2 separate regions of the Mus musculus genome follow, and region 2 is linked to region 1. Evidence: chromatin loops called from intact Hi-C (ENCODE). Cell type or tissue: heart. All regions are shown on one strand. Links, peaks and the distances in the headings refer to the core of each region. The heading gives the core; the rest is flanking DNA. Region 1 holds the start of Esrp2 (epithelial splicing regulatory protein 2). Region 2 holds the start of Gm34026 (a long non-coding RNA gene).

What was found. Hi-C counts contacts between places; a loop is a spot of excess contacts. Peaks named below come from ENCODE experiments on the same cell type or tissue, not always from the same donor. Only the 100,000 strongest peaks of a DNase experiment are listed, where the experiment ranks them.
Region 2: a loop joins it to region 1, with 10 times the contacts of the local background. A loop is called at or near these places in 16 of 42 quality-filtered maps.

The regions. Positions count from the first base shown.
Region 1 is chr8:106,132,550-106,148,201 of GRCm38, reverse strand. It overlaps Esrp2 (epithelial splicing regulatory protein 2), which reads left to right and starts at 11,228. Exons shown (of 15, transcript NM_176838.2): 1 at 11,228-11,632; 2 at 11,717-11,845; 3 at 13,266-13,379; 4 at 13,478-13,592; 5 at 13,870-13,968; 6 at 14,188-14,242; 7 at 14,313-14,423; 8 at 14,497-14,629; 9 at 14,709-14,751; 10 at 14,892-15,193; 11 at 15,295-15,507; 12 at 15,599-15,652. The coding sequence starts at 11,435. 1810019D21Rik (RIKEN cDNA 1810019D21 gene) reads right to left here and starts at 12,802. Exons shown (of 4, transcript NR_040346.1): 1 at 12,581-12,802; 2 at 10,852-11,035; 3 at 10,658-10,733; 4 at 9,479-10,374. In heart, for the core only: a CTCF peak has its summit at 7,276 (motif pointing left); DNase peaks (open chromatin) are centred at 7,301, 9,901, 10,841 and 11,221; H3K4me3 peaks cover 2,311 bases; H3K27ac peaks cover 2,223 bases.
Region 2 is chr8:106,395,883-106,411,534 of GRCm38, reverse strand. It overlaps Gm34026 (a long non-coding RNA gene), which reads right to left and starts at 11,490. Exons shown (of 3, transcript XR_387995.2): 1 at 11,285-11,490; 2 at 9,798-9,893; 3 at 5,132-5,966. In heart, for the core only: a CTCF peak has its summit at 8,053 (motif pointing right); DNase peaks (open chromatin) are centred at 5,454, 6,524, 8,074 and 11,694; H3K27ac peaks cover 2,453 bases.

The sequences.
Region 1 (15,652 bases), core at 3,394-11,393:
TTTTAAAGACAAAGGTTTACTACATGGCCCAATGTCTTGGCTGGTTTTCTGTCAACTTGGCAAAAAAAAAAAAAAAAAAAAAAAGAGAGGGAACTTCAGTTCAAAAAAGCCTCCAGAGGATCAGAATGTGAGCAGTTAAGCCTGTAGGAGATTTTCTTAGTGATCATGGGAAGGTCCAGCCCACTGTGGGTGGTGCCATCCCTGGGCTGATGGTCCTGTGTTCTCTAAGAAAACAGGCTGAGGCCAGGGCAGTGGTGGCACACGCCTTTAATCCCAGCACTCGGGAGGCAGAGGCAGGTGGATTTCTGAGTTCCAGGTGAGCCTGTTCTACAAAATGAGCTCCAGGACAGCCAGGGCTACACAGAGAAACCCTGTCTCAAAAAACAAAACGAGGAGGCAGAGGCAGGTGGATTTCTGAGTTCGAGGCCAGCCTGGTCTACAAAGTGAGCTCCAGGACAGCCAGAGCTATAAAGAGAAACTCTGTCTCGAAAAACCAAAAAAAAAAAAAAAAAAACGAAAAGGAAGAAGGAAGGAAGGAAGGAAGGAAGGAAAGGAAGGAAGGAAGGAAGGAAGGAAGAAAGAAAGAAAGAAAGAAAGAAAGAAAGAAAGAAAGAAAGAAAGAAAGAAAGAAAGAAAGAAAGAAAGAGAGAAAGAGTCCTCAGGCTTGTGCGGACAGGGGCTAAAGTGCCAACATGAGCTCTCGAGCCCTGTTCTTTGCAGGAGAATCCTACAGAGAAATGGTTCAGACTTTCAGATCCAAACCACTCCCAACTCTACTCGGAGTGACAGACCGTTTGAAACAGGCTGATCTCTGGGCCGTGGTGCCGCAAGCCTTTAATCCCAGCACTTGGGAGGCAGAGGCAGGTGGATTTCTGAGTTCAAGGCCAGCCTGGTCTACAAAGTGAATTCCAGGACAGTCAGGACTGCACAGAGAAACCCTGTCTCGAAAAACAAAACAGAAAGGAAGAAAGGAAGAAAGGAAGAAAGGAAGAAAGGAAGAAAGGAAGGGAGGAAGGAAGAAAGAAAGGAAGGAAGGAAGGAAGGAAAGAGGAGGGGGGGGAGAAAAGAAGAGGAAGAAAAGAAAAAAGAAAACAGGCTGAGGAAGCCATGAGGAGCAAGCCAGGAATTCCCATCTTTCACAGTGACCCTGCCATCTCTTCAGTCTTTGTGTATGTGTGTGTGTGTGTTTGAGACAAGGTTTCTCTGTATAGCCCTGGCTGTCCTGGAATTCAGTTTGTAGACCAGGCTGGCCTCGAACTCAGAAATCTGCCTGCCTCTGCCTCCCAAGAGCTGGGATTAAAGTAGTGCGCCACCACTGCCGGACTATCTCTTCAGTCTTTGTCCACAGACTTGACACTATCCTAAACTCTGCACACCTAAAATGATAATACATATATGATAAATACACATATATGGTAGATACAGATATGTGTGCTTAAGACTCTTAAAAGGATTTATTTATTTTATGTATATGAGCACACTGTTGCTGTCTTTAAAGAGTTATTTACTATTTATGCTGTCTTCAGATACACCAAAGAGAGCATCAGCTTCCATTACAGATGGTTGTGAGCCACCATGTGGTTGCTGGGGATTGAACTTGGGCCCTCTGGAAGAGCAGTCAGTGCTCTTAACTGCTGAGCCATCATCTCTCCAGCCTGTTCGTGGTTTTATGAGATGGGGTCTCTCTATGTTATAGTGTTTGTCCTAGAGTCCCTATGTAGACCACTGGGCTGACCTCAAACCCAGAGATCCCCTGCCTCTGCCTCCCCAGGTTTGGTATTAAAAGTGTGTGGCACCACACCGAGCTTGGTTTTATTATTTTAAATGTCATGGAGTAGGGGAGGTATGTGGCCATGAACAAGAATACCCTTGGAGGCCAGAGTTATTGGATCCTATGGACTTGAGTTGCAGGCAGTTGTAAGCCATCCACTATGGTTGCTGGAAAGCAAACTTGGGTCTTCTGTAAAAACCGCATGCTCTTAACCACTGAGCCAATCTCCAGCACCAACTTCCTGTTTTTCTAACCTACAATCTTAGGATAGTCAATAATTCTTTCTAACCTACAATATTAGTCAATAATTCTTGCCTGCTTTTACTCTTGCAAAGCCAAACTACCCTCGTCCCACAGCACCTCTGCTGCTGGCTTTCCACTTTATCCCCTAATTCTGGAGGAATGCACTCCGTGTGCCAGTGGACACCATGAATCATTAAGTTAGGCCCCACCACTCATTCTCCTTCTGTGGTGGCTATTCCTGGTTGTCTACTTGACTACATCTGGAATGAGCAACATACAATCCAGAAATGGAAGGCGGGCTTTGTGATCCAGATCTTGAGTCTGGAAGACATAGGACTCTGACCCGGATCTTGACATGGGATAACACAGGCCTTTGATCAAGATCTTGAGGTATAGTGGCTGTGAAAAGTTTAGGCCCATGCTTTAATCCCAGGAGACCTCCAGGCAAGCAGATCTCTGGTTCAAGGTCAGCCTGGGATAGAGTAGATTCCAAATGTAGGCGTATACACCTTTAATCTAGGCCATAAACTTCTGCTGGAGGCCTACATAAGGACAATGGAAGAAGGAAGGCTTTCTTCTTTTTTGCCTGGTTGCACTTACTTGCCAGCTCATCTGTTGGAACTTCTTCAGGATTCCAGCTTCTGCAGAAGGCCAGCTGAAACCCCCAGCCTTGTGGGATTGAGCAATTCCTAGATTCTTGGACTTCCCGTTCACAGCTGCCAATTGTTGGGGTAGTTGGACTGCAGACTATAAGTCATTCCAAAAAAATCTCCTTTAATATACAGAGACACTCCATAAGCTCTGTGACTCTAGAGAACCCTGACTAGTACACCCTCTAACTCACAGCCCTTCCATGATGTCCCTCCCTTTCCCAGTGAGAACCTTGAGGACTCCGGCTCATTTTCTCTGGTTAATCTTGCCTTCTCTCAAGCCCACTCTACCCTCAGCCTCTGACTTCTTGCTGGCTGGAACAGGATCCTATGATACTTCTGAGCTCGCTGCAGTGACACCGTGCATTCCATGGTTAGGGGGGTCTCTGCTGAACTCTTCCCTTGGGCTTCAGAAATGGCGCACTTCATCTGAAGCACCTTTGCCTGCCTCCCACTAGGCCATGGTCACCAGGAGAGCAAGCTATCTGCCCGGTGACCTAGCACAGGACAGATGTTTAACATGTTAAATGTATGAATGGCGTGCGCTCTCCACAGCTCCCAAATTTCCTAGGAAAGGTCCAGGTTCCTGTCTGGCTTAGAAGAGGAGAAAAGAGACTGAGAGGTGAAAGGGATCAGTTTGGGATCTGGAAAAGAAAGAGGGTATTCCTGCAGAGATGCACACTCTGTACAAAGCCTGGAAGGAGGAATAAACTCAGAAGCCAGATTCCAGTCCAGTTTTGTTCTCTTCCTAGGATGAGAATATAGGCAAGGGTCCCCACCCTTCCCATCACTGCCTCTCACATAGACCTATGCTTCTAGGTCCCCTACAGAGACCAAATGGATCGTTGGCGTTTGGGGTACCAAACCAAAAGCAGAACTTCAAAAGCTATTTAGTGGTCCTCACACAGCCCATTTGGATGTCAATCAGTTCTCCCTAAACCCTAGACCCAGCAAGTCAGTGTTCCTGGGGTCAATGGGGGGGCCAAATACTGATCTAATTAGCCATTCAGCTCAGAACACAGGAGGCAAGGGCCCAGAACAGAGCATCCCAATCTCCCTTTAACATCAAGGAAGGTTGTTTCACTTGAAGAGAAGTAGTTTTCCAGGACAACAAAGGTAAGTGCTCAGAAATCTAGAGAGTGAAGGAACTGTAGCAGAAGGGGTCAGAGTCCAAGTTGGGCTAGAACAGGTGAGGAAAAGAGGGTAAAACCCTGAAAAGTAAGCTTTTACAAACTCACTGGAGGGGCTGGAGAGATGGCTCAGTGATTAAAAGCACTGAGTGCCCTTCAAGGGGTCCTGAGTTCAATTCCTGGCAACCACATGGTGGCTCACAACCATCTGCAATGGGATCTGACTCCCTCTTCTGGTGTGTGTCTGAAGGGAACCACAGTGTACTCATGTACATAAAATAAACTTGACTCAGCACAGGGATACAGAGGCAGGTGGATCTCTGAGTTCCAGCCTAGCTGGTCTGCAGACTAACTTTGTGGACAGTCAGGAATTAAAACAAAACAAAACAAAACAAAAACCAATCAGCCGGGCAGTGGTGGCACATGCCTTTAATCCCAGCACTTGGGAGGCAGAGGCAGGTGGAAGGCTCCACCCCAGGTGGTCTCATACTGAGTGGCAGCGAGGTATGAATCAGCCTGCTTCAAGGCCGGGGGAGGCTACAAAAAACAACCCACCAACCACCACCACCACCACCACTACCACCACCACCAAACCCCTCCATGGTAAAGAGCGCTGGTGTTCTACTAGAAGACCGGGCTCAGTTCCCAGCACCCACGTGGCTGCTCTGCATTCTGAGCTGAATGGCTAGCCAGGTCAGAGTTTGTTATATACCATGTACTAGGGACCCAAGGCCTTATTCTGATCTCTGTGGATACCAGGTAAACACACCACACACAGCTATCACTGCAGGTAAAACATCAAAAAGCACAAAATAAAATAATACAGAAAACTATCTTTAAAAACATCAATCTGTGTCTAGGCTCATGGCTGGTCAAATTTTTGAGAATAAATGGCTATTGAGTACTTAGTTATAAGCAGGACACCTATACTACCCCCTCCATGGCTCAGAAAACATCAAGGAAGAGGCAGAAAGAATGAGAGTTCAGAGGAGTACTATATAACTGATCAAAGCTGGGCATGATGGGTCACACGGCCCCCAATGGAGGAGCTAGAGAAATTACCCAAGGAGCTAAAGGGAACTGCAACCCTATATGTGGAACAACAATATGAACTAACCAGTACCCCGGAGCTCTTGTCTCTAGCTGCATATGTATCAAAAGATGGCCTAGTCAGCCATCACTGGAAAGAGAGGCCCTTTGGACTTGCAAACTTTATATGCCCCAGTACAGGGGAACGCCAGGGCCAAAAAGGGGGAGTGGGTGGGTAGGGGATTGGAGGGGGTGGGTATGGGGGACTTTTGGGATAGCTTTGGAAATGTAAATGTGGAAAATACCTAATTAAAAAAAAAAAGCTGGGCATGGTAACACAAGTCTTTAATCCCAGCACCCAGAAGGCAGAGGCAGGCAGATTTCTGAGTTCAAGGCCAGCCTGGTCTACAGAGTGAGTTCCAGACACAAACCTTGTCTTGAAAAACCAAACCCAAACCAAAAACCTTTGACTTATAAGCATGACATAGCTGAGGGTTTTTTTTTTTTTTAGACAGGGTTTCTTTGTGTAGCCCTGACTGTTCTGGAACTCACTTTGTAGACCAGGCTGGCCTGGAACTCAGAAATTCACCTGCCTCTGCCTCCCGAGTACTGGGATTAAAGGCGTGCGCCACCACGCCCGGCTTGGTATTCTTTTTTTTTTGGAAAGATTTATTCATGTATGAGTACACTGTAGCTGTCTTCAGATGTAATATCCAAAATGAATTCAAGACCACCCAGTACCTTCCCCCTTTGAAAAGGACTTTCCAAACTGTACTAGCAGGCCAAGTGCAGAGCCAGATAAGGAAGCTGGCTGACTAAACAAATGTAAAAACATAGTTTTAGCAGTCAAAATGATTAAGCCTGCAAACTGCCAAAATAATATTAGCTGTTCTCAGAGAAATAACCATAACAAAAATAACAGTTCTCAGAAGAATTCCTCTACCCCGCTCCACACTCCCACACTGAATTCTGAGAAAAAAACCACAAACCGCCCTGCCCTTGCTAGGATTCCCCTGATGTTGATAGCTGACCCATAAGTTCAAAATGTACTATTGCTTTGCTGACCAAATTCTAATAACCCACCATGGGGGCAAGCAAAGTGAGTTGCTAGGCCAGAGGTAGTCACTATGCAAACCAACCAATGCCTGAAGAGGTTACTTGCTACACCAATGAGAATAGGCCAGCTAGCCCTATTGTCCAAATCTGTCCCTTACAAAGGTATTAAAAAGTGTGTTCTTTTGTTCTGGGTCTCTCCTCTGGCCTGTGTGCTGAAAGGGGAGTCCCCAACATGTGGGAATAAAACAAAAAACAAAAAACATTCTCTTGTGGTTTGCAGCGATGGTGATCTCTGTAATCTTTGTGAGTGAGGGTCTTTTGACGAACTCCAACATTGACACACCAGAAGAGGGCATCAGATCCCATTACAGATGGTTGTGAGCCACCATGTGGTTACTGGGAATTGAATCCACGTCAGTGCTCTTAACCACTGAGCAACCTCTCTAGCCCCAGCTGTGGTACTTATATCAGCTGCAGTTGCTTACATAAAGCTTTTAAAAGGACAAAACCTTTCCTTTTTTCTTTCTTTCCTTTTTTTTTTTTTTTTTTTTTTTGAGACAGGGTTTCTCTGTATAGCTCTGGCTGTCCTGGAACTCACTTTGTAGACTAGGCTGTCCTAGAACTCAGAAATCAGCCTGCCTCTGCCTCCCAAGTGCTGGGACTAAAGGCGTGCGCCACCATGCCTGACTCCTTTCTTTCTTTTAATCTATTTGTTTTAAAGATTTATTTATTTTATGTGTATGAGTACACTGTAGCTATCTTCAGACACACCAGAAGAGGGCGTCAGATCTCATTATAGATGTTTGTGAGCTACCATGTGGTTACTGAGAATTGAACTCAGGACCTCTGGAAGAGCAAGTTAGTGCTCTTTGCCACTGAGCCATCTCTCCAGCCCCAAGACAGAACCTTTCAACATTCAGCCATAGTGGGAAAAGGCTCACGGGTGGACACCTGGTCCAGGGCAGGGCCTTTAGGAGAGAAGTCATTGTCTTCAGTGATGTAGCCACTGATGCGTCTCTAATATTCCAGTGAATAGCTTCATACCTATGTCCATGCTGGCGGTCCTGGTTAATCATAGCAGGTTGTAAAGACACAAAACAAACATGGAAGTGGAATAGAATTTGGTGGGAGGAGGGGAGGAGTAGGTGCAGGGACGGGTATAAGCAGAATGTTATATGCGTGTATGAAACTGTCGATTAGCAGATTCAATCCTGCGTCTCAGGAGTCACATGTAGATTCTGAAGACAGAGGGAACCGCTTGGCTGGTAGCATCAAGTCACTCCCTTTCTGTCCTTGGTTATTGGCCACTGAAGGCTGTATGCTCTAACACATTACCCTCATCCGGCTAACTCCCTCATTGCTCAAACAGATTAAAGCCACAGAGTCAGCGCGCCCTCTGGTGGTATGAAGCGATTATGCAAGGACTCGGAGATGAAAAAATCTTGGGCTGGCTGGATATCTCTAGTTACTCAGAAGACCCCTGGAAGAGGGGTTAGCTGGAAGCAGCGGAGTTAGAATAATGATCCTCTAGTCGAATCTTGTTCTATCGCAGGATATGTTCTGGTCAAAAAGGAAGGGAACAGTTTTCTGCCACTCCTGTTAATATAAAAGATTATAGCAACCTCCCCCAGCCTACCCATGAGTGACAGTGGACAAACTGTATTTATTGCACGCAGAACCTCACGTGCACTCCCTTGAAACATGGTCTCTTCTTCCTAGAGTGCAGTTTGGGATAGGACTTACTCTGTTCCGTGACTGTGGCTGGGACCTTCATCAGTACAGAAATCTCAGACTGTACTGGTCTGCTACAGTTAGGGGTACTTTAAGAGGTGAAAATATCTCAGAAGAGTAGAGGTGGGCTGGGAGGAAAAGCCACAAAAGTTTACAATTGCTGGCATAGAAAGCAGAAGCAGGGCTGAAGAGATGGCTTCAAAGTTAGAACACCATTGCTCTTGCTGAGGACCCGATTTAATTCCCAGCACCCACAAGTGACTCCCATTCCAGACGGTCTGACACCTGATCGTTGTGAACACCAGGCATGCAGGCATATAGAACACACATATACTTGAAGGCCAAATACTTATACACGTTTGTACTGGCTGGTTTTGTGTGTCAACTTGACACAAACTGGAGTTATCACAGAGAAAGGAGTCTCCTTTGAAAAACTGTGATGGGGGGGGGAGGGGTGCTCATTGTGGGTGGTGCCATCCCTGGGCTGATGGTCCTAGGTTCTATAAGCAAACTGAGCAAGCCAGGGGAAGCAAGACAGTAAGCAACACGCTCCATGGCCTCTGTATCAGCTCCTGCCTCCAAGTTCTTGCCCTGTGTGAATTCCCGTCCTGACTTTCTTTGGCAATGTGGAGGTGTAAGCTGAATAAATCCTTCCCTCCCCAACTTGCTTTTTGGTCATGATATTTGTGCAGGAATACAAACCCCAACTAAGACACACATTAAATTTAAAAATAAATGCATTAAATAACAACAAAAAGAAAGTCGTTAGGCATGGTACCACATGCCTTTAATCCCATCACTGGGGTGGCAGAAATAGGCAGATCTCTTAAGGGTTCAAAGCCAGCCTGGCCTACAAAGCAAGTTCCAGTACTGTCAAAAACCACTAAGTAAATAAATAAGTAAATAAACCTTAGTACACAGATAGGGTCTTAAAGAAAACGTGTTAAAAGTTGGCTTCAAGGGGTCGTGTAAGGAGTACAAGGTTGTCTATTAAATGATAGTGTGATTGATCTCATTACGATTTGTTTTGAGACAGGGTCTCTGTATGCAAGCTGTCCTAGACCAGGCTAGCCTTGATCTCACAGAGATCCACTGGTCTCTGCTTGAACTAAAGGCATGGACTACTACACTTGGCTATAAACGATTTTGTCGTTTGTTTTTCTAGACAGGGTTTCTCTCTGGAGCTCTGGTTGGTCTCGAACTCAGAGATCTGCCTGCCTCTGCTTTCCCAGTGCTGGGACTAAAGGCAGGAGCCACCACCCTCTGGCTAAATAATTAGTTTAAAAATGTATTTACTTAGCCGGGTGTGGTGGCGCACGCCTTTAATCCCAGCACTTGGGAGGCAGAGGCAGGTGGATTTCTGAGTTCGAGGCCAGCCTGGTCTACAAAGTGAGTTCCAGGATAGCCAGGACTACACAGAGAAACCCTGTCTCGAAAAAACGAAAAAAAAAAAAAAAGTATTTACTTTTGCTTAACTAGCAGCTCCGGGTGGGCTGGAACTCCTGTGGTGATTACAAACCCATCACCCTCAGCTACTAATCTTATTGGCTTTGTTGATTTAGGGCCTGGAACTTTCAAAACTGAGCCCAAACTATCTTGGATCTTGTAGCTATGAGTGCAGAGGCACCTCTAGCTGGGTTCCTAAGCACTTGAGAAAATCAGACTTGCAAGGTCATCCTCTATCGAGTACATGGTATAGAAACAAAACGGGGATGTAAGAGGGCTTGCTTGAGTTCTGTGCCCAGGACCCACTTGTGGAAGGAGAGGACCAAGTCCCACAAGCTGTTCTCGGACCTCCACCCTGGCACTGTGCCTTGTGCGTGCCTACACAAAAACAAATAAAGGTGATAAAGCAAAATACCAAAGACTTTGAAGTTCTGGAATTGTTTTAATATGGGGAATGCCTGGTTGAGAGAACCAGAGTCGAATGAATGGAGCCGCTCAATTCTGTTGACTCTTCAGATTCGTTACCTTGCAGAAACCTGGGAACAGCCGCTTCTTTCCAGGGGGTTCGGAACAGCCAGGGATTCCACAGTCAGCAAGATCTCCCGAGAATCGGGAGGCGAGGTCTACAGGTTGAAAGGGGAGCCTTGCTCGGAGGTTGTGGGTAGAAACCGATACCAGTAGCTCTGGGATAACTGGGTAGGGAAGCCAAGACTCTGCCTCACTGAACCTGAGCCTGTAGCGAAGACCTTGTGAAGTTTAAATAGTCAGGACGATGGGTTGCAGGGGTGTCGAGAAGGAACTAGTTGGAAGGGAGTGTCCTTACCGGAAAGCCTGGACTGACGCAGGCGCGCTCCGGAATGGGAGGGAGGAGGGGAGGGGCTTTACCTCAAGGTTTCACTGGGTTCCTAGAACAAATATTTGACATTCCAGGCTTATCGTGGTAGCGGGGCTGAGTAGGCAGGCTCCGGGTGGGCCGCCTGGTGAAGGGTCTCAGGGTGTGCGCTGCGGCCACTTCTCACTATATTGGGTCGCTGTGTTCCTGCGCTATTGTGTGGACAAACCCAGAAGGCGCACTATACATTCTAGGTCCTCTGGCTCCGCACGACCTTCCTTGGGCATGAGTTAGGGATGCACCCGGGCTCTGGGTTGCCTTTTATCCAAGACCGATAGGAAGCAGCCCGCTTTTCCAAACACACAAGGTTCTTCTTCAGCCGGTGGCATCCTGTATTCTAAGTCCCACGCCAGTACCTTTTTACTCTCGCCAGAGTACTAATTACAGTCGAGTAGGTGGGAAACTATCCTGAGCCCACAGGGCGGCCTGGAAACAACAGTAAGGGAGTTTCACCAAACTGCATGGGATGAATGGGACTCTTCTGAACTGGGTTGGGGGATGCAGACTCAACTCTACACATCTCAACTCTAGCCGCTCTCTGCTGGAGTGCTTTCAATAGCCAGATAACACTTCTATCATCATCCAAGAGAGACAAAAACAAGCAGGCAAACCCCAAGTGGGGTTGGTAGGCTGAACTTCCAGATCTCTACCAGCAGACACGGCTTCATTTAGGATACAGCTCTCTAAAGTTTAAGCACGATTTTCCTACCTTGGCACCAAGGCCTGAGCCTTCAGGTCCACAGTAACGTGCGCCTTGCACTGCCGGCACTACGCCGACCCGACACCTGTATGGGCACGTCCTTCTCTGTGATCTCTAGTGACCGCCCACAGTTCTAAGAACCCTTGATCTTTACCTCCCTCCCTTTCCCCAACGGATCTCTCTCACCGACTTCCAGTGGATACCTGGTAGCGCTCACTGTCGGCTTTTGACCCTTTGTAACTTCCATTAACCTCAAGCCAGACGTCGCGACCTTTTATAGTCCCTAGATTGCCTCCTGTTGAATTCCATGGGTCTTGCGTGACCCTTGCAGAATGGAAAGAGGCCTCTGATCCTGCACATTCTTTTGCGGAGGACTCAGAGTGCCTGCTAGAGAGGAAGTAGGAGAAAGAATGGATTCGTCCCAGGAGTCTCGCCGGACTGCAGCAAGAGGTGGGACTCCAGCCGGCGAGCGCACGCCTCAGCAGAAGTGAGCTCTTGCCTCCTGGGCAGGGTTTTGGCCCTCCCGCGGGGTTCCCTGGGCCGTCCTGATCACGTGGCCTCTCCGGGCCGCAGGTAACTCGCCGGAGTAGGCAGGGATAGGCAGCCGCACCGCCCAGCCCCAAAGGGCACCGCGGGCGGGTCTCTGCAGCTCCCACTACACCCGGCCGCAGGTGCCGCCCCCAACACACCGGATCCCGCCCAAGCTCGTCTGTCTGCTGTCGGTCGGTACGTGTGTGCGCCTCGTCGGTCCGCGTGTGTGGCCGAGCGCCCCCTTCCTCTGCGGCCATGACTCCGCCGCCGCCGCCGCCCCCACCCCCGGGCCCAGATCCCGCAGTAGACTCGGCCACAGACCCTTGTCCCGAACCTCAGTCGCTGGTGGTTTTGTTCGGGGCCACTGCCGGTGCGCTGGGGCCGGACCTAGGCTCGGACGAGACCGACTTAATCCTCCTAGTTTGGCAAGTGGTGGAGCCGCGCAGCCGACAGGTAGGGTGGGAAAGAGGGGACCTCGGGACGCTTCAGAGCCTGTTGAGGCACAGCGGCTCATGGGGTTACCCTCGGTGCTTTTAGGTGGGGACGCTGCACAAGTCGCTAGTTCGCGCCGAGGCGGCTGCCCTGAGTCCACAATGCCGCGAGGCGAGTGGACTCAGCGCAGACAGCCTAGCGCGGGCGGAGTCCCTGGACAAAGTGCTGCAACAGGTGAGCGTGGGGGCCCGCGTGGGTGGTGGAACTGCGGAGTGGCAGGGACACTACTTCGAGGGGGAGGGGAGGAGGGGAGACCTGGAGCGACGCGACCCAGTGGCACGGCCAGTAGGACAAGGTCTTGTTTGAAACTTTTGAGCGACTACCGCGTGGAAGCGTGCTAGGCCATTCCCAGAGCCACCTTACCTTCCAACCTTTACAGACATCCACTCCTGCCGAGGAAGTTGACAATAGCGGCTAAGGGATCCATCCCCCCGAGGCCCCTTCCTCTCCCTCCCACTCCCCCCGCTAGCAGAGGACACGTCAGAAATAGGGTCGAGGTGGGCTCAGGTTTAGCGGTAGATCACTTGGTCTCTGCCGCCTGCTCTCCTGGGAACCGCTGAAGCGAGGGCGTCGGGCGGTGTCTGCCTCGGGGGCAGACGCCTCTAGGTGAGGCCGGCTGGTTTAGGCCTGCCTGTCCCAGCTGACTGGCCAGGCGTGGGTGAGTGGGTGCTGTCCGAACATTATCTAGGGGCTACCTGCCCAATGAGCGCAAAGGCCTAGGCGCATGCCCCCTCCCATACCCACCCCGCACCCTGGCCAAGTGGGAGTGAGTTTTCCCTGTTTGCATTGCTCACTCACCCCATGACTGAGTTGTAATGAGTGTTAAGTCCTTTCCTCTTCTGACTCTCGTTCTTAATGAGAAGACCTACAGATGCCAGGTTACAGAAGGGCTCCAGGCCCACTGCTCACCTGGGAGGGTGCTGTAGAAAAAAATCTGGTTGCCTTGCTCTGTCGGCCTTAGATTGGAAAGTGTCACAGAATTGCCAAGGGAAAGGGCCGGATCGTGCTGGATAGCCTTCAGAGTGCCACCCACCCCCCTCTACGAGCAAACAGTTCTGTGCCAGTTGGTCGATGGGGTGTGGGTCAAAGCTCAGGCTGCTGCGAGTGGCCAAGTATGAAGCTCTGTCCTTGGTGGCTCTGTTCCTGGGTTGGTCGGACCAAGGGGCGGGGCTGCCATTGACCATGGGCCTTTTGGCCCTCGGGCAGGTGTGAACCTCCCCCACCTGTCTGAGGGTGGTGCCTGGTCCAGGACAGGTTTAACCTGCTTTGCTCCTCCCCTCCCCACCTGCTTGCCTCACTCCACCAGGTGTTTGCTCTGGCCCGACTCCAGACTCCTGGAGTGTGTTTAATGGGGGCTTGGGTTATGTGCGACTGCTCTCATTTGGCCTAGAGGAGGTGACAGGGAACTAGGCTAGGGGTGGGGATTAGGAGCCTGGGATTTAGGGCAAGGCCTTTTACTTCCCAGGCAGGGTAGGGTTGAACATCCTGATGAACCAGCTTTGCAGCCTGAGTCCCTCCCTCCTGCTACCCCTCCCCCCCAGTTTCAGCTGTCTAGCTGTGAGTCTATGTCTGAGTCTCCACTCCCTGTCCCCAGTTCTCACAGCTGGTGAGCGGGGATGTGGCTCTGCTGGGCGGGGGCCCCTATGTGCTCTGCACTGATGGGCAGCAGCTGTTGCGACAGGTTCTGCATCCTGAGGCCTCCAGGAAGGTATGTCATTGAGGGCACATGGGTACGGTTGGGTTCCCAAGGCCCCTGTTGTAAACACCTTAGGTTACCTATTCACCCCCACTCCCATGTGCTCCCAGAACCTGGTGCTCCCCGACACCTTCTTCTCCTTCTACGACCTCCGCAGAGAATTCCATATGCAGCACCCAAGCACCTGCTCCGCCAGAGACCTCACAGTGGGCACCATGGCACAGGGTATCTGTGACCCATCAAAATTAAGGTGGAGGGGTGACTAATATGTCCAAGCATGTGCATGATGCCGTATGGGCTGTATGAATGTAGACAGGTCTATGTTTTTAGCCTCATTCTTTGGGATACATTTGGAATGTGGACATGTCTGTGTTTGGTCTGAGGACCTGTAGGTACATGTATGAACTGGGCCACAACTAGTGTTTGCTAGGATTCTCTGGGTGTTTCGGGGTGACGTGGGATGTACAGACCTGGACCTCAGTTGTCACTTCTCTGCCTATAGACTTGGGACTAGAAACAGATGCTACCGAAGATGACTTTGGGGTCTGGGAAGTGAAGACTATGGTAGCTGTTATTCTCCACCTACTTGAAGGGTCCAATGGTAAGATTCTTGCCCTGCTTGCCAGCTACTGTCAGGACTGGGTGAGTGCCCATCCCTTCAACAGAGTCCCCTTGCTGACTTGTGACCTTCTCTAAGAGAACACAAGGTAGAAACCCCTCTGCCGCGTCCTCAATGCCCTCACCGGTCCTATTTTTGCTGAGCTTGGTGGAGAGACTTCCTCCACCAGACCCTGCTGACCCCCATGCCATCTCCTCTCAGGTCAGTTGTTCTCGAAGCCAGAAGTGGTAAAGCAGAAATACGAGACAGGCCCTTGGTGAGTGTAGGAGCTGGGATGGGGGTGACAATCCTTGGACATTTCTGATCCTTTGCCCTGCCCCCCACAGCAGCAAGGCTGATGTGGTGGACAATGAGACTGTAGTACGGGCCCGTGGGTTGCCCTGGCAATCATCAGACCAGGATGTGGCTCGATTCTTCAAAGGGCTCAACATTGCCAGGTGGGTGTGACAGGATGGGAGGGGTAAGAGGGCAAGCCTACCCAGGAGGCACTAACAACACCCGGCTCCACAGGGGTGGTGTGGCCCTCTGTCTCAACGCCCAGGGCCGCAGAAATGGCGAGGCCCTCATCCGATTCGTGGACAGCGAGCAGCGGGACCTAGCGCTGCAGAGACACAAACACCACATGGGTGTCCGCTATATTGAGGTGGGGCTTTTGGCTAGAAGTGGAGCAGGGCAAAACTGAGTAAGGGCTGAGACCTATGGGCTGGTTTCTCTACCTGCAGGTATATAAAGCCACAGGGGAGGAATTCGTAAAGATTGCAGGGGGTGAGTGTGCCCATAGAAGGTCCTAGTTCCCTTTTGTCTTGATCTGTACCCCATTCCCTACACTCACTGTCTTTTGGGTCCCCTGTGGGTGCACGCTACAAGGATTAACTCAGCAAGGGACCCCTGTCCTTCCAACCTAGGCACATCACTAGAGGTGGCCCGTTTCCTATCACGGGAAGATCAAGTGATCCTGAGGCTACGGGGACTACCCTTTTCAGCCGGGCCAACAGATGTTCTAGGCTTCCTGGGGCCAGAATGCCCAGTGACTGGGGGTGCTGATGGGCTGCTCTTTGTCCGCCACCCTGATGGCAGGCCTACTGGGGATGCCTTTGCTCTCTTTGCCTGTGAGGAGCTGGCACAGGCTGCTCTGCGCAGGCACAAAGGCATGCTGGGTAAGCGATACATTGAACTCTTCAGGAGCACGGCAGCCGAGGTGCAGCAGGTGAGCACTCTCAAGGCTCCTTGTGCCCCAATGTGCTGCTTCTTCAGCATGTGCCATGGGTCCCCTACTTAGTGTAATGAATCTGTTGCTTTTCTTACTAGGTCCTTAACCGCTATGCAGCCAGTCCACTCCTTCCCACACTGACTGCTCCACTGCTGCCCATTCCCTTTCCACTGGCAGGAGGAACTGGGAGGGACTGTGTTCGCCTTAGAGGCCTGCCCTACACAGCCACCATTGAAGACATTCTGAGTTTTCTAGGAGAGGCAGCAGCTGACATTCGGCCTCATGGTGTGCATATGGTGCTCAACCAACAGGTGAGACGACCCTTGGGAAGGGCATCTACATGCATGTGTAAGTAAGGCACTTTCTATATGTGACAAACTGCTCACAAGGTGGTGTGCACAGGGCCGGCCATCCGGTGACGCCTTCATCCAGATGATGTCGGTGGAGCGTGCTCTG
Region 2 (15,652 bases), core at 4,771-12,770, 260 kb before region 1:
TTGGAATGTGTACAAGTTCTTTGTTTAATCTTGAGCTTCACAAAGAAAAGGAATTTTTTGTTTTGTTTTGTTTTGTTTTTTCGAGACAGGGTTTCTCTGTATAGCTCTGGCTGTCCTGGAACTCACTTTGTAGACCAGGCTGGCCTCGAACTCAGAAATCTGCCTGCCTCTGCCAACCAAGTGTTGGGATTAAAGGCGTGCGGCACCATGCCCGGCTATATTTTTTTTTCTTAAAGGACACATTGTTAAACTAGGCCTTGTCCTCCCTCCCTCCCTGCCCTGCCTCCTCTCCTCTCCTCTCCTCTCCTCTCCTCTCCTCTCCTCTCCTCTCCTCTCCTCTCCTCTCCTCTCCTCTCCTCTTCTTGAGAACTATTGCTCTTTTCCAGAGTACTTTATCCATCTTTGGGAGAAGATCCCACAGACAGGATCCAGGAAGGCACCCAGAAGTGTGTGTGTGTGTGTGTGGAGGAGTGGGTGGAAGACACGGCATAGGAGAAGTGTAATCCACTCCAGCTTGAGCCAGGCAGAAAGACTTCTGGGGGAAGTGATTATCTGAGTTGCGTTTTGAAGGCTGAGGCTTAAGTTGGGCAGTGGGTGGATTGAAGGGGGTCATGTCTTTAGGCTCTTTCTTCCTGAGATGTTTCTCATTAGGGGTCTAATGGTCCTGAATCTCCTCCCTGGCCTTCCTCTCCTCTCGTCCCATCTCCTCTTCCTGGTTATCCCTTCCAGCCATGATTAAAACAAGCACCCCAGTATTGCACGTGGTACTGTCACCCTTGTCTCAAGCAAGCCCTTCTGTGTGGATTGCTCCCGGCTTAGTCGTCTGTCTGGTGAACTCATTCAATCCTCCAGCGTGACGTTCAAGCCCTTATGGTATCATCCCACAAGCCTTCCTTCAATCACAGGTCAGTCCCATGAACCAAGTGTTAGGTCTACATCGATACTTTCTGTTCAGGTATCTCTGTCTTTTCAGCTGTTTCGGATCTCTTGTAGACTGGCAGGGGACCAGCTAGTTTCACTCAATCAAAAATAAATGGTTGGCTGGCTGGCTGGCTGGCTGGATAGAAGCACAACTTAAAAAACAAGCAAACAAACACAACGAACAAGAAACCACCCCTCTTAACAAAGACGGCTCTCTCAGACTCCCAGTTCTGTTCCAGGACATGGGTCTGAAGGGATTTAGCCATTTGTTATTAAAGTGAATTAAAACTTACTTGAAATAACCGCAGACTCCCCCGCTCCCCTGAGCCTGCAATGGCCAGATTACATCTCCTCCAGGCACAGACGTTTGACATTTTGTTGCAAAGTCATTTTCCTCTCATTTCCTTATGTTGCTAGAATATTCTATGTCTCTTCACTTCCCCTCCATGTCCCCATTACTCACGTTAGTTAAATTTATCCACTGCCATTTAATCATCCGAGATAGACTTGCTGGTATGCATGTTCTCTGGGCACTGCTTTCTCTTCTCAGACCATCTGTCTTCTCCTGGGCCACAGTGAGAACAAAACCCAGACCCCACCCCTTTGGGGATAGAGATCCCCGGAGTCCTGCGTTCCTTCCACGGCTGGCTTTGACTTCAGGGTCCTCTTGTTTGCACCACACCTATGGCCCTTTCCTCTCTCCAGCCTCCTCTTCCACTTCCTGGAACTTGCTTGTTTTATTTTTAATTTTATTACATTTGTTTAGTTAGTTTGTGAGTGGGTGAGGGCACACACATGCCATACAGGTCAAGGGATAACTTGTGGCAATTGATTCTCCCCTTTTACCTTGTAGGTCTTGGGGATTGAGTTGAGGTCTCCAGGCTTGGCAGCAAGGACCTTTACCCATTGAGCCATCCGGCTTGCCTAGAACATGGGTTTTATTTTGCCTCCAGACCAAGCAGTTCTGGAACCCTTTAGTAACACAGACAAAGGGGCATCGTAATTCTTCTCTGAACAGGTTTAGTCAGGAAAAGGGACAAAATAAGCAGCTGGATAGTGGAAGTGGGGGTTGTGGGGTGCCTGCTTCAGATACAGGTGTCCTTATCTGGCCAGGACACCTTCCCTCTCATATAAGGACAGAGACCCTCACTCTCCCCAGAGACATTTGGAAAAGAACAGAAATCCACATCTTCAGGAAAAGAATGGTGTGGAACTATCTTGTAGGATCAGTCTCTGCGCGTACACACACACATACACACACGAACAGAAACCCTGGCAGGAGTAAAAGCCAGCAGCAGAAAGAAGCTGAGGGCATAGCTGTGCTAGGGTAAAGAAGAGAGCTATAAAAGGACTTTATGCCTCACATAGAATCAAAGGGCAAGGAAAAAGCGGCCCTGGGAGCGTTCTTTTTTATTTTGCTGATAGCATCTTATGTATCCCAGGCTGGTCTCAAATTCATTGCATGGCAGAGGATGGCTTTGAACTTCTAATCCTCCTGAGTGCTGGGGATAGGAATTCACCTCCACAGGTAGCGTGTGTGTGATGCTGGGAAGAGAGCACGGGGCTTTGTGAACACTAGACAAGCTCTCTGCTCACTGAGGTACACCTCTAGCCACCATGGGGTAGATTTCGAGGACAAAGAGGGTGGCTCAGCAGTTAAGTCCATTGGCTGTTCTTACAGAAGACCCAGGTTCGATTCCCATCATGGAGGCTCACAACCAGTCCCAGCGGAGCCTATGGAATCTAATGCCCTTTTAAGGGCCTCAGAAGCAGCAGGTACACACATAACATATAGATGTACATGCAGGCAAAACACTCACATAAAACATTTTAAAAAAACAACAAAGGGGGCACAGATAAAGTACTTAATAGTTATGTTTAATGAGTCATATTTATAGACCTTCATACATATGATCATATTTAATTTTTTTCTCTATGTAGCCCTGGCTGGCTTGGAACTCTCTGTGTAGATCTCTATGTAGTTCTGTCTCAAATTCAGAGAGATTTACCTGCCTCTGCCTCCTGAGTGCTGGGATTAAAGGTGTGTGACTCTATTCCAGCTTTAAAATTTTATTTAATAAAATAAACTTTATTCTTGTGTTCATTTCAAGAATATTTTTTTTTCAGAACAAAATCAAATCTCCAGTCTCCATGTGTCTATGTTTTATTTGTGCTTCCATTGGGTCTTGGTTGGAGGAGACATTACTTACTGTTTATAATATACTTCTTATCTCCTTTACTTCCTACAAGTGTTCCGTGTCTGAGGATCAGAAATCAAGGATGGGGTTCAAGGATACAAAAAGATACTGGCATAATCAAGATTCATGGGGAAACTGTTCTAGGCTGAGGGTTCAGCTATCTGGGAGAGTGACCAGTGAGGCAGGGTACATAAGGTTTTCAGCCACCATCCCTCAAATCTCCATTACTGTGCACATTTTAAAATTTTTATATTTTAATTATTTACTTATCTGTTGTGTTGCTGAAGACAAAGCTCAGGGCTCTATACACGCTAGGTGGGTGTTCTCCCAGGGAGCTTCCATAGCTTTTAATTTGCTGAGAACAGCATCACACCATGAAACCCAGGCTAGCCTTGAATGTCCTGTGTAGCCTAGGTTGGCCTGGAATTCAAGATCCTCCTGCCTCAGACATCTAGGTGTCAGAATGACAGGAAAGAACCACCATGCCTGGCTCTACTACCCTCTCACTTCTAACTATGGCGGAACATAGACCAAGAAGCAACTAAAGGGAGAAATGGCTTATTTTGACAGCGTGAAGTTCAAGAATTGAATCCGGAGAGCTCTGTCTGTCTTGCTTTGCTGGTGGGGACTTAATAAAATAAACTTTATTCTTGTGTTTATTTCAAGAATATTCTTTTTCTTTTTCAGAACAAAATCAAATCTCCAGTCTCCATGTGTCTGTGTTTTCTTTGTGCTTCCATTGGGTCTTGGTTGGAGGAGACATTATTTACTGTTTATAATACACTTCTTATCTTCTTTACTTCCTACAAGTGTTCTGTGTCTGAGGATCAGAAATCAAGGCCGGGTTCAAGGGTACGTAAAGATACTGGCATAATCAAGATTCATTGGGAAACTTCATTAGGAACGCCCACCTAGCGTGTACAGAGCCCTCAGCTTTGTCTTCAGCACACAACAGATAAGTAAATAATTAAAAAATAAAAATTTTAAAAATGGGCACAGTAAGTGTCTGGCAAGAGGGATGCATACAAGGCTCAGAGCCACCATCAAGGAGAGTACCTTCTAAGACAGTGCCACCAACAGGGGACCAAGTATTCAAGTGCTGGGGCCTATGAGGGGACACCCCACATTCAATCCAGAACACTTTCCCAGGAGGCTCTGGGTGCAGCCTCTCAACAATGGTCCATGTGCCTGAGCAGACTTTGACTAGACTGTATGATTCACCCTGTCCCCTTGAGTCTCTTTCTCTCTCTTGGAAGGGGCCAAGAGTAGGGGTCTCCTTAGTTGATGGAGGTTGGTGAACTGATCGTGTTAAATGTCTGAGCAGCTCAGTGAACTAGAGCCCCTGATGGAGAGAAAAAAAAGGCAAGCCTCCACCTGCAGAGCCCGGAGACAAGCGAACTATTCCAGGTTCAAAGACACTGCCAGTGGCTAGACAGTTCCCAGGAGCCTGACAGGGCTTTCTTAGCCAGCTTTCTCCCAGAGATTCCCTCGGGTGCTTGCCGTTACATCCACCCTCCACAGACTCTGCTGTTGAGCGTTCTGTTTGTGCCGTAGCACATCCCCGATCAAGGCAGTCTAAAACAATGGATGTTGTGTAGATTCTATATTCCCCAGATTCTTTAAAAAATAGTCTATTTGTGAATAAACATTATTATTCATATTTATACCTAAAATGCATGTGTGTGTGTGTGTGTGTGTGTGTGTGTGTGTATGTGTGTGTGTTATGAGATATGTGCATGTGGAGATCAGAGGAACTTTCAAGGGTTCATCTCTCCTCCCATCATGCAGTTCCAGGGGTCAAACATAGGTCATGAAGGATTGTTGGATTAATGGGTAATAGGCTATTTTGAGAGCACATCTGCTACATAAATTTGGCTTTGACCCTTGTATGCATCTTTCTTGCTATGTAAAACCCTGCACCACTTCGGAAATCTACACATAGTCTCCATTAGTGAGAGGAACCTTCGATAGATGTAGTTCTTCAACCTCAAGAAGACCCTTGGAGCCTCGGAACCGTAAGGCTTTATACGCTACTGTATAAGCTGAACGTAAGGTATTCAGTTATGGCAACGCAAAACAGACCTGAGTATCTGAATCTTTGCATTGTTGGAGGGACAATGGGAGTGCCAGCTTAAAAGCAGCGGTCTGGTGCAGGCTGTCCTTTCCAGCGAGGGAAGGATGAAGCCCTGTGGGTTCTCCCTGCTCACCCTCATCTGCTGTATGTAGAGCTGGTTCTGAACGTGAGATCATGCCTTTGGCCTCTTACTGGCTTTGTGACAGCTGCCATCTCTGGCGTGTCCGGCGGATGTTGTTTTGACTCCGAAGCCATCTTTTTTTACTTCCGGTGCAGGGTTTCCAGAAAGTGCTGAAAGGTCTGAGGCCAGCGCGGGTGAGCCGCCGCCGCCGTGGGCCATGCCTGCCTGCCTCTAATATGATTTGACTTGTTTTCCTGGCCAAAAGAACTCAGGGCCAGGAATGAAAAGCCTCAGTGGCAGAAGTGATGGCTCCCTGTGCTGCCCGCTGCTGCCCGGTGTGGTGTGGCTGGCGCTCTCTGCCCACAGGGTTCACTCTCAGCCCCGGGGAGCCAGGAAGGGAACATTTCCAAGAAATCAAAAACAGAAAGAAAGAAAAACTTCCTCTGAAACTGCCATCATCAGGCATTTATTAAACTTGAGTTGACTGGGGCCAGTTCTCCTGGTTGGCTAAAATTGGCTTGAAAAATAGAGTAATTTGTGGTTGTCAGATCCTAAATTAAATGATTCGAATACTACTGTGGCTGATTAAAGGACTTGATTCAATTTCCTCTTGACCACATGTTTTTCTGTGAGGGCAGAAGAGACACTGTTTCTGGAAAAAAAATACAGTATTAAGAGACTGCTTATTGGCTCTATGGGTAATGTTCAATAAATATGGTTCTCCCCTTTGCTCCTCACTGAAAGGTGAAACGAAAGAGGGAAGAAGAAATGATTATTGTGTGTTTAACTGTGTTTAACTCTCTGTCAAGCGGTTATGTAGATACGGCCTCAGGGTACCAGACAGGGTAGCTAAGAGAAGTTTAAGGACCCAAAAGGGTATCTAGGCAACAGTAACAAAGGTCAGCAAATAAAGAGTCAATGAGAGGGGGGAAAAAAAACCAAACAAACGGGGGCTGTGTTGGATGGTCTGAGAGAGATGCCCCTGCCACCTACAGCAATGGCAGAGGGACAGTCTTATGACAGCCATGTTAATACTCTCCCTTCTTGGGGACCAGGGCCAGAGGAAGCCAATCCAGAGACAGATGATACGTTCTGGTAAACAAAGGGAGCTGCCTCTGTAAGGTGAGGACCTCCAGAGAGCAGGCTGCTAAGCAGCTGCTGCAGGAAGGACAGAGGTCACAAGGTGTTTACTTAGCAGCTTGCTGAGTGGAAAGAAGCAGAAACTTCCTGACAGGAAGAAGTCCAGGGGGATGACAAAGGATTGTTGCCTGAGAGAGAAAGAGAGAGAGGGGGGAATATCTTGGGGTTCTAGGATTAAGGGGTATAATCCGCTGGCCCCAATAGCCCTCACCCTGGCTGACCTCCCTAGTTTAGGCTCATCCGACAAACATGCACACTCTTGATTGAGGTAGCCTAAGCAGGACACGGAGGACCCCAAGCAGAACACAGACTCAACAGACACCCGTCAGCACTAAACACCGGAGAACCCTATGATCATCTGTTTCCAGACAGTGAGTTATCTAAGTCTCAAAGGAACCTGATGAGACCAAAATCGTGAGGGTAGGGGATGGCCTTTGAAGGGTGGCCCGTGCTGGGGACGAATCAGGCTCACCTTCCTGGAGCCACCTCCCGTTGACCTTTCTCTCCCCTTGTTTTTGTCTTTGGAGTAAAGGAAAGATAACACAGCTTAGCTCAGCGGTTCTCAACCTGTGGATCGTGACTCCTTTGAGGTCCAACAACCCTTTTACAGGGGTTGCCTAAGACCATTGGAAAACATGGATATTCGTGTTACAACTCATAACACTGGTAAAATTACAGTTAAAAAGTAGCAACGAGGGCTGCAAAGATGGCTCAGTGGTTAAGAGCACTGATTGCTCTTCTAGAGGTCCCGAGTTCAATTCCCAGCAACCACGTGGTGGCTCACAACATCTGTAATGGGATCCAATGCACTCTTCTGGAGTGTCTTAAAGACAGCTACAGTGTACTCATATACATTATATATTATATATATATCTTAAAAATAAAGTAGCAACAAATAATTTTTATGGTGTGGGGGAGTCTTCTACAACATGAAGAACTGCACTAAAGGGTCTCAAAACATTAAGAAGATTGAAAACCCCTGCCTTAAATTGAGGCCAGGCTGCCTGACTCAGGGCCAACACACTCAAATTTTAGGCTCCTTCAAGAGCTTTCAAGATAGCAAGCCTTTGGATGGCTGTGGGAAAGGAACAGGTATAAGGGTGTCCAGAATCCTGCTTGACCCAAGGCTATGTGGAGGATGAAACCATCCTTACTGGATTCCCTCAGTTTATTAAATGAATGGTTTTAATTTACACTTCATTTTTGTTTTTAATATATCGAGAGTTGCCTCAGATAAGGCTCTAGACTCTAGTTCTCACTGCCAGATCACATACCGACTCTGATGCTTGCTCTGTGGCCACGAACTGGTCATTTAGCCCGTGGGTGTCTCCCTTTATTATCTGTCGGCTCAGAAGGATCGACCCCTCCCTATGAGTGCTGTGAGATTAAAAGGAGTTGTTGCTTGTGAGGGCTTGCGACAGATCCTGCCTTTGAAAACATCAGCTTGAAGTTTTATTGGGCATTTGTATTTCATGTCAAACATTTCTGCTCTGTCCTTGCCCATTTTTATGGAGGTCATTTTTCTAGTTACACGGCAGGAATTAATGCTAGAGCCCTCTCAAGTCAAGGTGGCTCTCTTAGTGGCTATGGTCCTCATAGTCTCTAGGGGGCGCCCAGGGCCCATTCTGTCTGCGTTGTGGCAGCCTGTGGGCTCTGGGCAGAGAATTCTGGATCCACCTGGCTAGCCTGGACTGACTGGGCTCTACATCCTGTTCTGCACCTTTACCGACCTAAGCATACTGAGTGAAAAAGAAACCAGGCATGGGGCTGCTAGACGTTTGTATGAGGTGTACTGCTTTGTCCCACCTTGGTTTGAGACCTTGGGTTTCCAGAAAAAAACAAAAAAACAAAACAAAAAAACGATGCTAGATTGTCTGGGTAAGCTTTTTCCCTCTTGTCTTACTAGCCTGGAGCAAGAGTGCGTGCTAGGGGGACCCCTGTGGGGAATGATGTGGTAAATAGAGACGCTAGCAACTGGGGTCTGATGTTAGTGGACAGAGAAAGCTGGCGTCAAAACTCCCATTGGGCCAGCTAGTTGGGGGTGGAGTGGGGTGCAGACTTCAGACGGAAACATTGTAAGTGAAGAGTGGAAGACGGGACACACTGAGAGGGAAACATATCGGTAGACATGGAGTCCCAAATTAAACAAACAAACAAACAAACAAATAAAAAACCAAAAAAAAAAAAAAAAAAAAAAAAACCAACAACAACCCCAAAACCCCAAACAAACAAAAGGAAGGAACCACGACATACTGAGCTGTAGCCCAGAGATTTGGTGTGGTAGGAATGTCACTGTAGTGCACTGTAGTGGCCATGACTCTACCAGGTCAAGTCTCAATGTGGCAGAGAGAGGAGCGAATTGTGACCAGGGTGGCTCAAAGGCAGGTCTTTGATGGGAGCAGAGGCAAGCAAAGGCCCAGAATTAAGGACTACCAAGAGAGAATAGCATGTAAGAAGCTCCAGAGATGTGTGCACGACGTTCTAAAGCACAGAACAATGGCTTCCAGAGATAATGGGAAAGGGGGATGGAGAATGGCGAGTCACCCCTAGGAGACTGTGTGGAAGCTGTGGTCAAGCAGGAGACAGCTTTGGCATAGGAGATGGCAGGGGACACAGAGGATGTCTGACAGAGACCCTCTGTTTTCCAGGATTGGAGGGAGTTGGGCAATAGGAGATGTCAGTAGGTACAAAGACAGGATGAGCTGATAAGGGCCGGAGGCTGGCCTCTCCCTCTAAGCATCTCATGGACCACCAGGCAGAGGTAGGGTGGCGTGTCTCTCCATGGCACTCTACTTACCAGCTTCTGTTCAGAAGGATCTGTCTCCCATTAGGAATCCTGTGCCGTGACAGGTTCTGAGAGCTAGTCACAACTCTGACTGCACGCCAAGGAGCCCCCTCATGCGAACACTTCTGGAAGCATTGAGTGCTATAAAGACCCACTGTGTGGCGTGCGGATCCCATTAGAGGGGAACATTTTATCACAATGGAGGCACAAGTAGGTTGTTTGATGGTAATTGCTTTCCTAAACCTCGAAGAAAAAATGCATTGCAAACCCACCACAATTAACTAGAGTGATCACATTCCTTTTTTTTTTTTTAAGCTATTTAGAAATATTAGCAACGGACTTGGTTTCCAGGTTGTTGTGGTGCTAGGGTTTTTTCTGTTGAATCCCACAACGTATTGTAAGTGCCTGAGGAGGGAGGAATGGGAAGATGTTTGCATTTTCCACTCAGCAGCCCACCGAAGCTCAAATAATAGCCTCGATGTGTAACCTGGGAGTTTAATATCCTCAAATATTTATAATTATGCAGAAATAGCCCTGAGAACCATTCAGATTACTCACAGCTGGATAATTATCTGTGTCCAATGTTCACAACCTCAGAACTGATTCTCAGAGTTCCGGTGCCCCTTTGTCACTTAGGGTGTGGGTCCATGGGATCTGTGGGCAAAAGAGATAGGGCGGAGGGCTCTCTCTGGCTCATTATAGCTCCTTCCCCTGCTGAATGTAAGTTCTCTTCTGTTTTCCCTGGGCGTGAAAAGTCCGGAAAAGTGTTCAGCCCCACTGGCCATAGGGCAGGAAGAGCTGGTGTGGGTTATGAACACACACATGGGGAACTGAGTTTAGTCTTCTCCAACCCACATAAAAATCAAGTCCTCACTGGGGACATAGAACCATGAGGACCCCTGGGGACTGCTGGCCAGGTAGTCTCGCTGAATGGATGAGCTCTAGATTCACTGAGAGACCTGCCTCAAAAAATAAGGTAGAAACAAAAACAGAAGGTGGAAAACAACTGAACACAACACACACACAAACACATACCGCACACAGACACACATGTATACTCAGAGATCACACAGACACACACACACACATACACAGACCAAGCACAGAGAGACACACAGATACACACAGACCACACAGGGAGAGAGAGAGAGAGAGACACACACACACCACACACAGATACACACACTCACAGATCACACAGATCCCCCCACAGACACACACACATACATACAGACACACAGATACACATAGACCACACACACACACACACACATTCACAGATCACCCCACCCCCAGATACACATACACAGACTACACACATATAGACACAGATACACACAGACCACACACACACACACTCACAGATCATACAACCCCCCCCACAGATACACATACACAGACTACACACATATAGACACACAGACACACAGACACACACACACCACACACAGATACACACATACAAATGCTACACACAAACCACACACACCCACACATATATACACATACACAGAAAAAAAACACACACACCACACAGACCACACACACACACAGACTACACACATCACACATAGACACACACACAGAGATCACACCACACACACACACACACACACACACACACACACACACACACACATGCACAGACACACAGACCACATAGACTGCACACACATCACACAGACCAGACACACACATACAGAGCACACACACACACACACAGACCACACATACAGAGAGCCACCAGGGGTGTCCTATGAAGTCTCAGATATTCCCTGAAAGGATTCAGGGGTCAGATAGGCATGTGAGGTGCTAGTTGTTCTCTCTGCCTCTGCACGCCATTGAGAGGCACAATGCATATTTTCTGTTAATTCTCTCTCCCCCTGTCTCTCTGGCTGTTCTCCCTGCTGCGTGCATATTTCTAGAAGAATATCAAGAATGATTTTCCCTGCGTAATTACCCGCCTCCTCCCCCACCCACCTCCACACATCTTTCAAAGTGGCAGCTTCTCTGATTTCTTTAAGTGGACTCTACTATGCAGTTACCAGGCAGGTGAATTAATTAAGGGAGCCTCCAGCCGTGAGAACTCTGGTCAGTTTTTCTCTCTCCAGATCTGCTTCCTCTCTGTCCCCTTAGAAATTATTCACCCCAGACCACCTTCCCATTGCTGCTGAGCTGGGGGGACATGGCTATTTCTCTAGACAGGGAGCAGCCATCTCTCTTGTCTGCTCTTCTTTCTTGAGGACTTAGGTTGCCCCGGTCCCAGAGCAGAAGTCGTAAAATTCCACTTTTGTGAGGTCATTCAGCATTTTCTCCCACTAGAACTCATAGGAAAACACCCAAAAAGAGAACAAACAACAGAATGGGTTGACTCATGTAATCGAAGAGTCCAGAGGGAGTCGAGGGTCCCTGCCAAGATTCAGGCAGGACACGCTTCACTGCTCTGGAATTCTCCCTGGCTGCCTGCCTCTGGCTTTGAGCTTCCTGTTGAGCCTTGGACATGTTTAACACAGCATAGGCTTAAAGTGTTCTGGACCCGGCCTCGCACTCGAGCCATCAGAAGATGGAGCAGGCCTTACTCTAGGTGTTTTTAGGAATGGTCCAGAGAACGTCTCCCCAAAAGACCCATCAAAATCCCTTCTGGTTCGGTGGGGACTGATCTATCCCTTACCTGATCGTTGTGGCCAGATGGATGGGACCTACTGATGATCCATCAAGGTCTTTATCTGAAACTGGGAACGAATGGGAAGGAAGATGGAAGGGTGGACACCCCTACACAATGTAGAAGACCATAACAAGAGAAGCAAAAGTTGATGCCCAACCACCCACAACAGTGGCTGTCCATTCCTGTAGGAACTTGGATCCCTTCTTTTCATGGTCCAAGAAGCTAAGCTCTGCCTCTTTCTCTGGGTTCACCTGCCTGGTGCACTTGCCCTCCGCATCCCGAGTACAGATGACTACCTATGTGTCCTCCAGAGTGAGCAAAAGAAAGAATTATGGGTAGGGATATGGGAGTGTCAAGCTAGCCATATGTAGCTGTGGGACTCTCATGAATCAACAGACAGGGCTGGGATCAATGGAGCCAGCTGGACAAAGGGGACTAGGAACTGGAGAGACATAGGTCCTCTTCCACAGACCTCCCTTCTAAGGTTATCAGAGAAAGGAAGAGCGTTTACCACTAGAACTATGGTTGCTTGTCACATCAGTAACTTTAAGGACAATTTGATGAGATTCTGGGATCATTAATGGGATAGAATGGGTACTTCAGAGCCCACAGTTGGACATAGCCCTGCCAGTCCCGAAGTAGCACACTTAGTAGATTTACGTCACAACAGGGTCAGAATAAAAACAATGAAACCCCATCATCACAAGTGGGAGCACGGCCAGGGTGATGGCTCCGTGGACAAAGATTCTTGCTGCCAGGTCTCAGGACAGGAGTTTGATCCCCAGGACTCACACGGGGAAGGGAAAGAACTGACTCCTTCAAGTTGTCCTCTGATCTACACATGTGTGCCACGGTGCATGTGAATGAACACATACAAATAGAAACAAAAAATAAAATGAATACTAATAGAATAAAATAAGAGATGCCTCTTCTTGTCGTCTCAGCATCTTTGCTAACCTCTCTGCAGCCAGAACTAACCGTGGGTGCTTTCCAGAGCCGTGAGGGATGCCAGGCAGTTTTCTTTTACAAATGATTTGTGACAAACTCGTGCAAACATGCCTGCTTCCCCCTAAGAAGAGAAGACTTAGAGGAAAGAGTCCCTCCCACATTTTCCTTGTGAAGAAGCCTGCAGCTTGGACACAATGTTCTTTTTCCTTGAGGACTCCTTTTAGTGAGAGGAATATGTATTTTTTTTTCTCATCTTTACTAGAAGAAAAGTCTGCTGTTTTAAATATTTGAAAGCTGGTATACCATCCTCTTCTAATCAGTATGTTTAGCTCTGGGGACATAGACTCCTGCTACATCTGGCTAGGTTTAGCATACTGTCCGAGCTACCTGTCCAGCAATGCCTAAGACTGAGTTGGGGACTCAACTGTGCGCCACACACATTTGCTAGATTCTTTGGCATTCTTTTACAAATTATTTGACTCTGTCTCAGTAACCCAAGATGAATACTGAACTGAACACTCTACCAGTGGGTATTCTGGCTATTCTTGAGAATTCCTTCCAGAGGGATTCTCTTATTTTAGAGTCAAGATGAGTCATGAAGACATTCATTGACAGACCAGGGCTTCTGGGCATTACCACCCCATGCTAGGCATGATGATGCATGCTTGTTCTTTCAGTACAAAGGAGGCTGAGGCAGGAGGATCACGAGTTAAAGGCCAGGCCAGGTCTGTAAGAAGGTGTGTGTGTGTGTGTGTGTGTGTGTGTGTGTGTGTGTAAGAGAGAGAGAGAGAGAGAGAGAGAGAGCACGCAGGAGCCTCCTTGGCATGACTTATATTGAGCACTTCTGACCCCATGCTGGAACCAGCCACTGTCTTAACATAGGATAAAAATGTCCTGGGTTGGATGCTCAATGCTAAACCTGGAAGAAGTGCTCACTCTTTCTCTACACCTCAGGATACGGAGCCCTCTCAAACACTGCCAGAGAGAAAAGTCATCACTTTCTCTCCCAGGCTAACCATTCTGTCGCCTTGGTTAATCACTCCCAAGACAGTTGGAACTTAAGGAAACCATTCAGGGGCACCTGCCCTATAGTCATAAGTATCTGAGCTAACATCTGGGTTCATAAGTAATCTGAGGGGGACCCACATCCAGAAGTCTGGGGTGCTCTGCCATGGGCACCCCTTGCTCTGTTCTGTCTGTTAGTGCAGCTAGCTGCTGGCAATTAGATGGAGTGTGGGCAAAGGCCAGTGAGATGCTGAGAGTTACAAGACAAAGAAGTGTCACATACAGCATCCCCACATGCCATTCTGACTACAGCCTGCAGGTAAGGGCACGTGGCTGATGGGACCCATGACCTCAAGAGCTTTTAGACCCACACTTTATTTTCTAGTAATACGTGGGTATACTGAAAATATGAATATTGGGCCTGGGTTCTCTAAAGAAGGATTAAAACCTAGATACTACCCATAGCCCTTCTAGGAAAGGCTTTTATTTGGCAATGACCTCCCCCCTTCTCTATGACACTTTCATGACCATGGCTGTCATGGCCACATGCAGACAAAAGGTTATCAACTGTCTTAGCTCCCCTCTCACATTCTGATAGGATTTGCTGAGCTATCTAGTAGTGTGGATGTGGGAGAGCGGGTGGGCTGACCAACTCAGCTACCACTCAGGCCCAGATCCAGGGTTTTGAATTGGCACACCCCAGCATCTAACTCATCTATGAGTTGCTGGAGCACATGAAAGGACTGGGCCTACAGATCCAAAGCTGCAGAATCTCCATGACACAGGGCAACAACAGAATATCAGAGAAGAGTCCTGGTGAGGATCCAGTATTGATGGTGTAGCAGAGACCAGAGGACAGAGGCTTCAAAACAGTCTAATGACTCATTCCAATGAACATTCGCAAATAAAGAGCCGTGGACAAAAGAGGTATTCAGTGGGACACACTGTGACACACTACAGCCTCCACAACAAGAGGCTTTTAGTGCTTATTTTTTTTGTTTTTGTTTTTGTTTTTTATTTTCGCTTGGGGGGGAGGATTGCAAGGGTGGAGGGTGGGCATGAAGGGACAGGGAGATGAGTGGGATTGGAGTACCTGAGGAGAAACTCACAAGGAATGAGTAAAAATTTAAAAAAGAGAAAAAGATTTCCTGAGCTAAATAAGTCCCTATTATAGGTAAAGTACCACCAGCAAGATGAAGTTCCCACTTCTCTCTGGGCAGGCTGGGTTCATTCCTCACTGTGTTTAGCAGGAAAATGAACACACGGTACTGTCTACCTTCAAGACTATATAACAAATTAAGCCACAGTGAAAAGAATTCTCTTTAGCCCTTAAGTTTCCCTAAATGGAAGTTTAGAGATGTCAAAGCACTTCCCAGGAAGCTGATAAGGCACAGAAGGACGGGACATGGTGGCACAAGCCTATAATTCCTGTTCTTGGGATACTGAGGCAGGAGGATCGCAAATGGAAAATGAGTCTGGGCTACGTAGGAAAACCTTGTCTTTATAACAGCCAAGGCCTAGGCTGTCAAGATGGTTCAGTGGGTAAAGGCACCCACCACCAAGCCTGATGATCTAAGATATACTCCCAGGACCCATGTGGTCGAAGAGATCTGACTACCACAAGTTGTCCTCTGACCTCTACATTCATGCACACAATATAGATGCCCAATAACTAAACAGATAAACAAAACAAACAGAGTTGAGAAACCCCAAAGGCCAGGTGTGGTGAGACACTTCCATAACCCCAGTGGGTGGAATCAGAAGGTGGAGTCAGGAGGAACACATGCAGGCATGC